2 separate regions of the Mus musculus genome follow, and region 2 is linked to region 1. Evidence: chromatin contacts called from ENCODE Hi-C or POLR2A ChIA-PET data. All regions are on one chromosome and are shown on one strand. The core of a region is the stretch at or near the end of the contact, and the rest is flanking DNA. Distances in the headings are between cores, read along the strand shown.

Region 1 (4,374 bases), core at 1,808-4,307:
GGTGCCTGTTTTTAAAAGTACCAGAGTGTAGGATCCAGATAAGACAGTGGCATTAGTCTTCCTGATGGGTCTTGGTCTCTCTGTATGCATGTATCTGGTGGGGAAAAAGTCAATGACCAGATCTTGAAAGTGGAACCAATGATGAATAAACCTCTCTTAGACAATAGTTAACTTGCTTTCCCCAACCCTGTTATCAGGAACCATCCTTGCCCTAGAAATCATTCCAAAATCTTGGAGAAACAGCTGGCTTATGGAGGTCTGGTAAGCTTCCTGAACGAAAGCCCTTTGAATGTTGTTCAGACAAACAGCACAAATCTTTCATTCTCTTGTAGTTCTTGAAGCTTGGTCCTGGTCATCACTTAATTCTTGTCAAAGCAAATAAAAGAGTGATCTCAGGGGAGACAGAGCATGGTAGATGACATTTAACTTCAAACATCACTAAGAAGATTGTGTCCAAAGGCTTATCAGAGCTCAGCTATCCACACACAGGTACGTTCCTGGCAGCAAAGCTAAGCCAGCCATTAAGGAGGTCTCTGAGAGTGCGACCAGATTTCAGTGTGTCCAGAATAAGTTAGTCATCTCAGTGAAACTCTGTTGATATTAAGTCCCCCCCCCTCCCATCTTCTGAAGAGTCCAGGGCTTTTCGAATAGAGGGCAGAGAGAATGGACTCATGGGAAGCCCTTATGCCCCAACACCCAGCACGCTTGTCACTGAACATCACATATAGACTGTTGAGCATAAAATTCACCTCTCCAGTCACTGATAAAAATCGCTACAGACGATCCCAGGGTTCAAAGGAGGTTTCGTGTGTGCTCTCAAGAGCCTACCCTGTGACCCTGAAGAGCAGTGCCCGTCTCTCGGTTCCTTCTGCTCTTTTGGAAGTGGAGCTCATCATGGTTGTTTAATATAGAAAGTCATTCACTGATCTCTCCCCATGACCCCACCATCACCCTTCGAGGACCAATTTCCCACTCTCTCACTTCTCTTCTCCCTGCCCACCTCTCTTCTCTATGAGCCCTCTCCTTCTCTTACTGGTCCTTACACACTGTACTTAGCCACAAGAAGTCAGCTAGAACAAAATTTACTTCTAGAGGCTATATTTTGAGAGTACTGGGCAACTCTTGAGAAACCGGACAGAAGAACCACCCTAGATTTCTCGTTTCAAATGCTACACCAGGGTGAGCTGAGCCCATCCCCACACCATGCCCCTTTCTAACACTCTTCCCTCCTGAAGTTAACTTAAATAAGAAAATAACACTTGATCTCTTCCCCTTCTAAAATAATGCAACCCAGTTTCTAATGTTAAGTTGCTCCCTGCTTTCCCAAGCCCTCCAACAGCAGAGACAGGCTCTTGGAACCAACCAACCCTCCTGCCTTTTTGGGGGGTGTGGGGGTACATTGGTGCACACAGCTCTTCTTCCCTCTGCTAGCCACCAACACAATAAAACTGCCCTGGCAATGGGTGTAAAAGGACACCTTTAAGATTTGGTCCTGTCTTAAAATGTGCCTATTGGCAGAGAACCGAGAATCTGGATCAGAATCTGGGAGTGTGAACAGCGCCCGGGGAGATGCTCCCAAATGGAGCCAGCAAGGGAAATATTTTCTCAATATTGCAGTCCTCCAGCAAGAATTCTTATCATAGATAAGGGTGCAGTCTAGTGGCAAAATTCATGAAATGCAGCCCCTTTTTCTAAAAGAACAGAGCAAGGGAAGAAGAGAGTTGGAGAAAGGGCAAAAGCCCTGCCCCCAAGAACTCCCCAGAGACCATCACTTGATCATGTCTTTTCTTACCTGTGGTGGGCAGTCTACAGACCACCTATCATGTCAAATTAATTTTTAAAACAAACAAAAAAAGCTAAAGCCATCATATTCCTTCTTTCAAAAATTAGGTTTTCTTTCATTTTCCTAAGGGAAGAATGGTCCCTAGTGCTGACTAGCGATCTGGGGCTTCCTGTGGCATGGTGAGGATTTCTCACGTGCAGGCTCCAGGATGCTACCTTGGTACATATTAACCCTTAAACAAGGTCTCCTGCAGCGAGGTACCTGCTCACTCCAGGATCTGCCTACCCCACAGAAATGCCTCATTGTCAACCCAAGAAGGTTATCACTTTATCCTACCTTCCTTCCATTTAAAAGGACATTTAAGGTGTCCATGAGGACACCAGATAAAACTGACAACCCACAGCATTTCCTCCAGGGTCTCAGTCACTACTCCCAACAAAGCTGGGGAGGGGGGTGGGGTGGAGGGCGTTATCCCTTCTTGAAAGTGCACATAGCACGCTCACACTCAGAGAGAGAGAGAGAGAGAGAGAGAGAGAGAGAGAGAGAGAGAGAGAGAGAGAGATTCCCTGGTCATCTATATAGGTGAAGGAAAATGACCACTGGCTTTAACTAAAATCAGTACCCCACCAGAACAATAATGACAAGCCCTTGCCATAATCCCTCTGCCCCTTTTAATGGGGGAGGGGTCTACACACGCGCCCGCACTCCTTTTCTCTTTAAATTTATCTCAATGCCCCTCACCAGCTACTGTACACTACTTGTCCTCCAAACACAAACACACAGACAGACAAACCTTCAGTGGTCTCTTAGACACTTTTTTTTCTAAAGTTGGAAAGGACTTCTTGGGCAGGGTATACACGGCTAATAAGAAAATGTGACTCCTAACAGCCAGTGTCCGGGCTAGTTGTCGGAAAACAGACTCGCTCCATTGTATTCACCCAGCTTCTGAAGAGTACTGCCATCCACTCCTCCCTCCACCTTCTCCCTACTCTCCTCTGTAGCTCGCCTGTCTTCGCCCCCCCCCCAAAGCCCTTTCCGTACATTCCGTGAGGAGGAGGGCTCTGTGTAGGGAGCGAAGGGGAGCCCCCGTGTCTAGAAGGCCTCTCTTCCCCACCCCCACCCCGTGTGAGTTTGCGCTGCAAAGCTCCTTGGCATCCTTGCATGGGTTGGGTGTTGGGGAGCTCAAATTGCAGCTACAACTGGCTGGCAGCCAGGGGCCGTCTATTTAAAAGCGCCTGCTCGACCAGAGCCCGCAGTCTCTTTGGAAACTTCTAAAAGAGCTAGGAAAGAGCTGCAAAGCTGTTTGGGCTTTTTTCCCCCTTTTTGTTCCTTTTTGTTACCCCCCCCCTCGGTCTGCACCCTTCTCCGGACTTCACGCAGAACCTGCGGGTTTCGAAGAGGTGGTGACAGAGCAGGTGTTGGGGTCCAGGTTTGGTGAGGTCTGGGTTTTTGCCCTTTTTCCCCCCTCGATTTCAACATTTTCCCGATCTTGTTGTCAGCCGCCGACGCCTCTTACCTGTTCTGCGGCAGCAGCGCAGCTGGCCGCTGAGACCGAGCGGAGTGGGGTTGCGTTTTAGATTTTAAGCAAAGGGGGGAAAATTAAGCCCAATCCATTTTTTTCTTCACCTCCTCCCTTTTCAAGGCCTCCAAGCTAATTATTTCTGTTGCTTTGGAGTGAGCAATTCTGTGGTTCTCTCCACCACCACCCCCAATTCTGACCCGATCCCGCCTGGGGGTTTCTACGGTCTCCGCTCGCTCTGCGTGCACCTGGCGCGCCTCTTTTTTTCACCCCCAACCTGTTGCAAGTCTTTAATCCTCGCAATTGGGACTTGCGTGCAGGCATCTGAATCCTCCTTGCCTCATATTTTGCAAGTGTTTGGGGGAGAGCACCTGCTCTACCTGCAAGAGATTTAAAAGGAAAAAAATCTCCAGGCTCCCTCTTTCTCCACACACTCTCGCTCTCCTGCCCCGCCCCGAGGTAAAGCCAGACTCCGAGAAAATGGTGATCAGCGTGGTCCTCCTGCTGCTGGCCGCCTATGCCGTACCGGCTCAAGGCCTGGGTTCTTTCGTGCACTGTGAACCCTGCGACGAGAAAGCTCTGTCCATGTGTCCCCCCAGCCCTCTGGGCTGTGAGCTGGTCAAAGAGCCCGGCTGTGGCTGCTGCATGACTTGCGCCCTGGCGGAGGGACAGTCGTGTGGCGTCTACACGGAGCGCTGCGCCCAGGGTTTGCGCTGCCTCCCCCGGCAGGATGAGGAGAAGCCGCTGCACGCCCTGCTGCACGGCCGCGGGGTTTGCCTCAACGAAAAGAGCTACGGCGAGCAAACCAAGATAGGTGAGCGCTACTGGGGTTTCAGTTGCACGGCACAGGAGCTGGGGAGGGAGGCACCTTGGATGGGTGGGGACCGGGGACCGATTGGGAACCCGCGCGCTTTGCGCGCGCAGCAAGTGGCTTAGACCCTAGTAGCTCCTGAGAGTAGATGGGGTGGGTCCTTGCACCTCACACTTGAATCCCTGGCAGAGCAAGCTATCCTAGGCGGCTGTCTAACCGTCTCTACCAGTTTACACTTCATCTCCACCCCAACCCGACCCT
Region 2 (4,867 bases), core at 2,106-4,605, 160 kb after region 1:
CCACTGGACTACCACAAAATAAAAACAGCTATGAATCTTGGTTCTGGGGTATAAGACCAAAATTCAAACCCAGCTCCATCATTTAGAAATTACATAATTTCTTGGGGGCTGGAAAAACGGCTTAGCACTTAAGAGCACTGGCAATTCTTCCATCACATAGTAACAACTGTCATTCCAGTTCCAGGGGATCTGGTGTCATCTTCAGACACCATGCATACAGGGATGCAGACACACGCATACAGTAACCCCCCGCCCCCAAAAAAAAACCCCTGCACTTCTCACACACAAGTTTAACTGCTTACTTGAAATTTCAAGCGGTTACTGCTATAGGTCTAGTAAGTACTGCTTAGGATGTGTCTAGGCAGAACTGGAGCACAGGTAACAGGAACCGAGTAAACCTCAGAATAAGAAAGTCAGAAGTGACTGCTGTGTAAGATGGGGATGGGCCCACAAAAGGTCAAGCTTTTACTCTAAGGAAAATGACTGTTCTGGACTTGGAATGCATAGGACTTGTCTGGTGGCTCCCAAGGAGTCCAGTAGCTTTGGCATGGCTGGTCAAAGCATAACTGACAAACCTGGCAGTTAACTGTAAAGTTTCAGAAAAGGCTAGCCATAAAACTATTCCTAAATATATTAAACCCTAAATTTGTCAGGAGACCCTCATTTTTGTTATTTACCTATGTATTATCATTTATTTCCTACCAAGTACTCACACTACATTTAATTCAATCTTATTAACATTTCTATAAATATTCTAGTTTCAGTTTGCTGACAATATAGCAAACCAAGCTATGTACATAATTGTCTTAGCAACATTTTTATTTCTGAAAGACTAAAATCTTAAGCCAGATGTATCTACACTTGTAAGGAGAACCAGGCACTCAAGGCCAGCCAGGGTCACACAGTATGTCTCAAAACAAGCATCTTTCGAAAATAAAAAATAGAACACACACCAAATGTTTTAATTAACCACAAACAAGGCAAAAAAAAAAAAGTTACGTAAATAACCCGTTTATTGCAGGCTAGGCAAGTCTCAGACAGCAGGGCTTCTACTGGTCTTTCAGTTCCTTCAGTCTTCTGATGGCAGACTTCACTGTGACTGCAGAGGTGGTGCTGTGAAGAAAAACCATTTCCAACATAACTGTGAATGTTAACATAGAACACCTGAGTGTATCTGTCCCATTGTTCCCCTATAGTCCTGAAATTTCTTAATTTTCTCATGGAAAGAATGATAGCATCCTTCGCCAACACCAACCATGCTGCAGTGAACCTTACCTAACAAGACCAGTGCTGATGTCACACTGGCATGGTGGCACCCTTCAAAAGCCAAGACTTGGGGCACTCTCACTATTCTAAGGTGCTTGAGCATCTGATTTCTTCAATATTGAAAAAGAGACAGACCCAGACTCCACGAGATCTTAAGGTGCTCTCCTCTGTAGACAGGATAGAGGAGGCCTATGATAAGTTTTAAGCCTACACCCCCAAACCAAACAGCCAGACCACACACTGTGTATGAATAGTCAGTCACCTATCAGGACAGAGCACTTGCTACCACTACTCCTTGTGCACTCAAGCTGCTCTTAAACACACTCAGACTGTTTTTTCAATACCAAGGCGTCAAGAAAAACTGCAACCCACATGTTCACCTCCTCAGCAACTAGCCACACTCAGAGGGCCATGCTGGAAGTATAAAAACACCACACCACTTGGATACCAGACTTCTGGCCAGCAAACTCAGGGGTGGAGGGGCAGCTGTTGGTTTGAGATGCTAAAGCTCTTAAGAACAAAGCAAACAATGACAGGAGGCTTCATTTCAACAACATCTGGCTCTGTCAAGGTCATAGCACTAAATATGCCCAAACAGCCTCCAATGTTCTATACAATCCCGAGTCAATTAACCTCAAACCATTTTATAGAAATAACTTGTAGTGTTAAGTCAAGTCCAGCACAAACACCAATGGACTTAGATCAACTGTAATTTTCCAAAGAGCATGGTGACTGTACAATTCAAAAGGAATATGAGAATCAAAGTCTGAACTTCTTCTTTTTTTTTTTTTCCCCCGAGACAGGGTTTCTCTGTGTAGCCCTGGCTGTCCTGGAACTCACTTTGTAGACCAGGCTGGGCTCGAACTCAGAAATCCGCCTACCTCTACCTCCCGAGTGCTGGGATTAAAGGCGTGCGCCACCACGCCCGGCTCTGAGCTTTTATCTATAACCATAACTTTGTTTTTGAGACAGGGTTTCACTGTATAGCCCTGACCAAAAACTATTAACTTTTAAACCCAAACTCATGATTTGCTTTAAACTAAAACAAATCCGATATGCACCAGACCTGGAACACGGGCTGTGCAGTCCATAGCCTTTCCTATACCACAGGAGAAAACACTCACTTGTAGGTCCAGGCCCCACCGGCCACTGTTTTCATGCAGGAACCACAGTGCCAGATGCCGACGGCTCGTCTCTTCATCTTGGTCTGTAAGTAGTTAAGATCTTGTTATGAAATATATATAAAAAAAAAATCCCTGAGACTTCCAGAGAGTAAACTATGGAAAAGCCAGCTTATCCATTAGCAGTTAAATTCTAGTAACCCAAGCAGAGTATTATTTACAGGCTAAACAGACCTCTTTGGGGTTGGTACAGATGCGCTGACATCGCTATCAATTTCCCAAGATCGGACTTTTTCCTCTCCAAACCATTCACCCTTAAGTTCCTCACTAGTTGCAAGTAAACAACGAATGCTCCGCAAAAAGCGAGCCCAAACCGCCTTAGCTCGGGAGCAATGGCACCCTCCTCCCTAACCCGAGGCCGACTTGCCTTGCCACAGAAGGAGCAAGTGTACTTGGCGTGCTGGCTGATTTCAATTTTCTTCACCATTTTCCGGAGGGAGGCACCATAGCGGGTCCCGTACTTGCCGACGATGCCGACCTTCTTGGTGCGTTTAGCCTGTTGACAGAGGAAAGGAACGGAGCAGAGACATTGAGCCAGTCGGTGCACGCCAACGCGCCGCTGAGCACAAACTCGGCTGAATCCTGTTTTCCCTCAAGCTCAACCATCAAGGAAGGCGCCCACAGAGCGCCAAAAGGCTCCAGATTGTGCATTAACTACCGCGCTGGGCCAAGCCCCGCCGAGCCGCCTCCGGCCGCGTACGGGGCTCCAGACGCCGGGAGAAGCCCGACAGCAGACAGGACAGGGACAGCACAGACTACCCGAGGTGGGCTGAGAGCGGGACGCCGGAGACTAAGGCAGATGACGATGGATAGCGACTTCCAAAGCGGTTACGAAGACACTCACCATGTCGCCGGAACCCAAGCCCAAGTCCGAAGAGGAAGGGACGCAATGCGCATGCGCGGTTTTAGACCGGCGAGCGGAAGTGACGCGACCTCCTCTCTCGGAAGTGAACTCGGTGTTCTGGCGGTTTATTCGCTGTCTCCACTGAGAAATGCATAGATGCGCAGAAGTGGTTCACGAGCTGGAAGCACATCCTTCTTAGCTTACACATAACCAAAGTTCTGCAGAGCAGATGCGATTTCTTGCGTTCTGCTCGCGAAGAGACGGGTTTTAGGTGGCTTGCCTTTAAGTGTTTAAAGCGCGACGTTTGTGACTGAGGCGCATTGCCTTCCCACTATATTATACTTCGGAAAATCGCCAGGCCGGGTGCTAGATGCTGGCCATAGTAAACGCCTAGGATCCGCTCCCAGGCCGAGTTACAGTTCGGCTGGGAGACAGTCATATTCGTCACGATTAAGAGTTACGAAATGGGCTGGAGAGATGGCTCAGCGATTAAGAGCGCAGACTGCTCTTCTGAAGGTCCTGAGTTCAAATCCCAGCAACCACATGGTGGCTCACAACCATCCATAATGAGATCTGATGCCCTCTTCTGGAGTGTCTGAAGACAGCTGCAGTGTACTTACATATAATAAATAAATAAATCTAAAAAAAAAAAAAAAAAGAGTTACGAAATGTTGCTGATCAGAGTTCTGGGGATAATGTAAGGAATAGAGGCTACTTGAACCCAAGACCCTAAAGTGGTGGTTCTCTTTCTTTCTTTTTTTGGGGGGGAGGGGAGGGAGGTTTGGAGACAGGGTTTCTCTGTGTAGCCCTGGCTGTCCTGGAACTCACTCTGTAGACCAGGCTGGCCTCGAACTCAGAAATCCGCCTGCCTCTGCCTCCCAAGTGCTGGGATTAAAGGCGTGTGCCACCACGCCTGGCTCTGAAATTTTTAAACACTTCTCTCTCCTAAGATTTTCTTAAACTTTAAGATTTCCAGTGGGAAATGATGTTAGTGTTTGATTTTAAAGAAGTCTGTCTTGGGGCTAGAAAGAGGGCTCATTGACTCTGCTTTCCACCCACATGGTGGCTCAAAAGTGCGTGTAACTCTACTTTTAGGAGACTCCTTGTGACCTCACGTGGTCCACAGATATGTGTACAAGAAAAATATCTATACATAGAAAATAAATAAATATTCGGAAAGATTTGTCTTTTTTTTTTTTTTAAAAAAAGAACTGATTCTCTTTGTAATGTGAAAGTTTGTGAAACTCTTAATTCTTAAGTATTTTTGTACATTATTTATTTAATTTTTCCTCTATTTGTTTTGTTTTCCTCTTGGAACATGTAATTTGGGGCTAGCATTTATGAGTCTACCATAATTTGAGATTGTGTTTATTTATTTATGTGTTTATTTGTATTGGGATTGAACCTAGGGCTTCATACATACTACCCAAGTTACTATAATTGAACTGTATACCCAGCCTTTTCTTATTTTTTATTCTGATACAAGGTCTCATTAAGTTGTCCAACTTTGAACTCCCTTTACAATTCAGGTAGTCCTTTATCTTGCCATGCCAGCTTTTTGAGTAGCTAAATACAG

The links. A loop is a pair of places that touch in the nucleus more often than their neighbours do. ChIA-PET counts read pairs that join two places held with the same protein, here RNA polymerase II (POLR2A).
Region 2: POLR2A ChIA-PET joins it to region 1 with 42 read pairs in embryonic stem cell. The contact joins the promoter of Rpl37a here to the promoter of Igfbp5 in region 1. A Hi-C loop is called at or near these places in 3 of 37 maps with a recorded cell type or tissue (CH12F3, ES-E14 and T-helper 17 cell). POLR2A ChIA-PET finds 5 or more read pairs at or near these places in 2 of 5 experiments (both embryonic stem cell).

Annotation. Positions count from the first base shown.
Region 1 is chr1:72,873,548-72,877,921 of GRCm38, reverse strand. It overlaps Igfbp5 (insulin-like growth factor binding protein 5), which reads left to right and starts at 3,057. Exons shown (of 4, transcript NM_010518.2): 1 at 3,057-4,116. The coding sequence starts at 3,783.
Region 2 is chr1:72,709,748-72,714,614 of GRCm38, reverse strand. It overlaps Rpl37a (ribosomal protein L37a), which reads right to left and starts at 3,355. Exons shown (of 4, transcript NM_009084.4): 1 at 3,292-3,355; 2 at 2,815-2,943; 3 at 2,391-2,473; 4 at 802-1,113. The coding sequence starts at 3,294. The coding sequence ends at 1,050.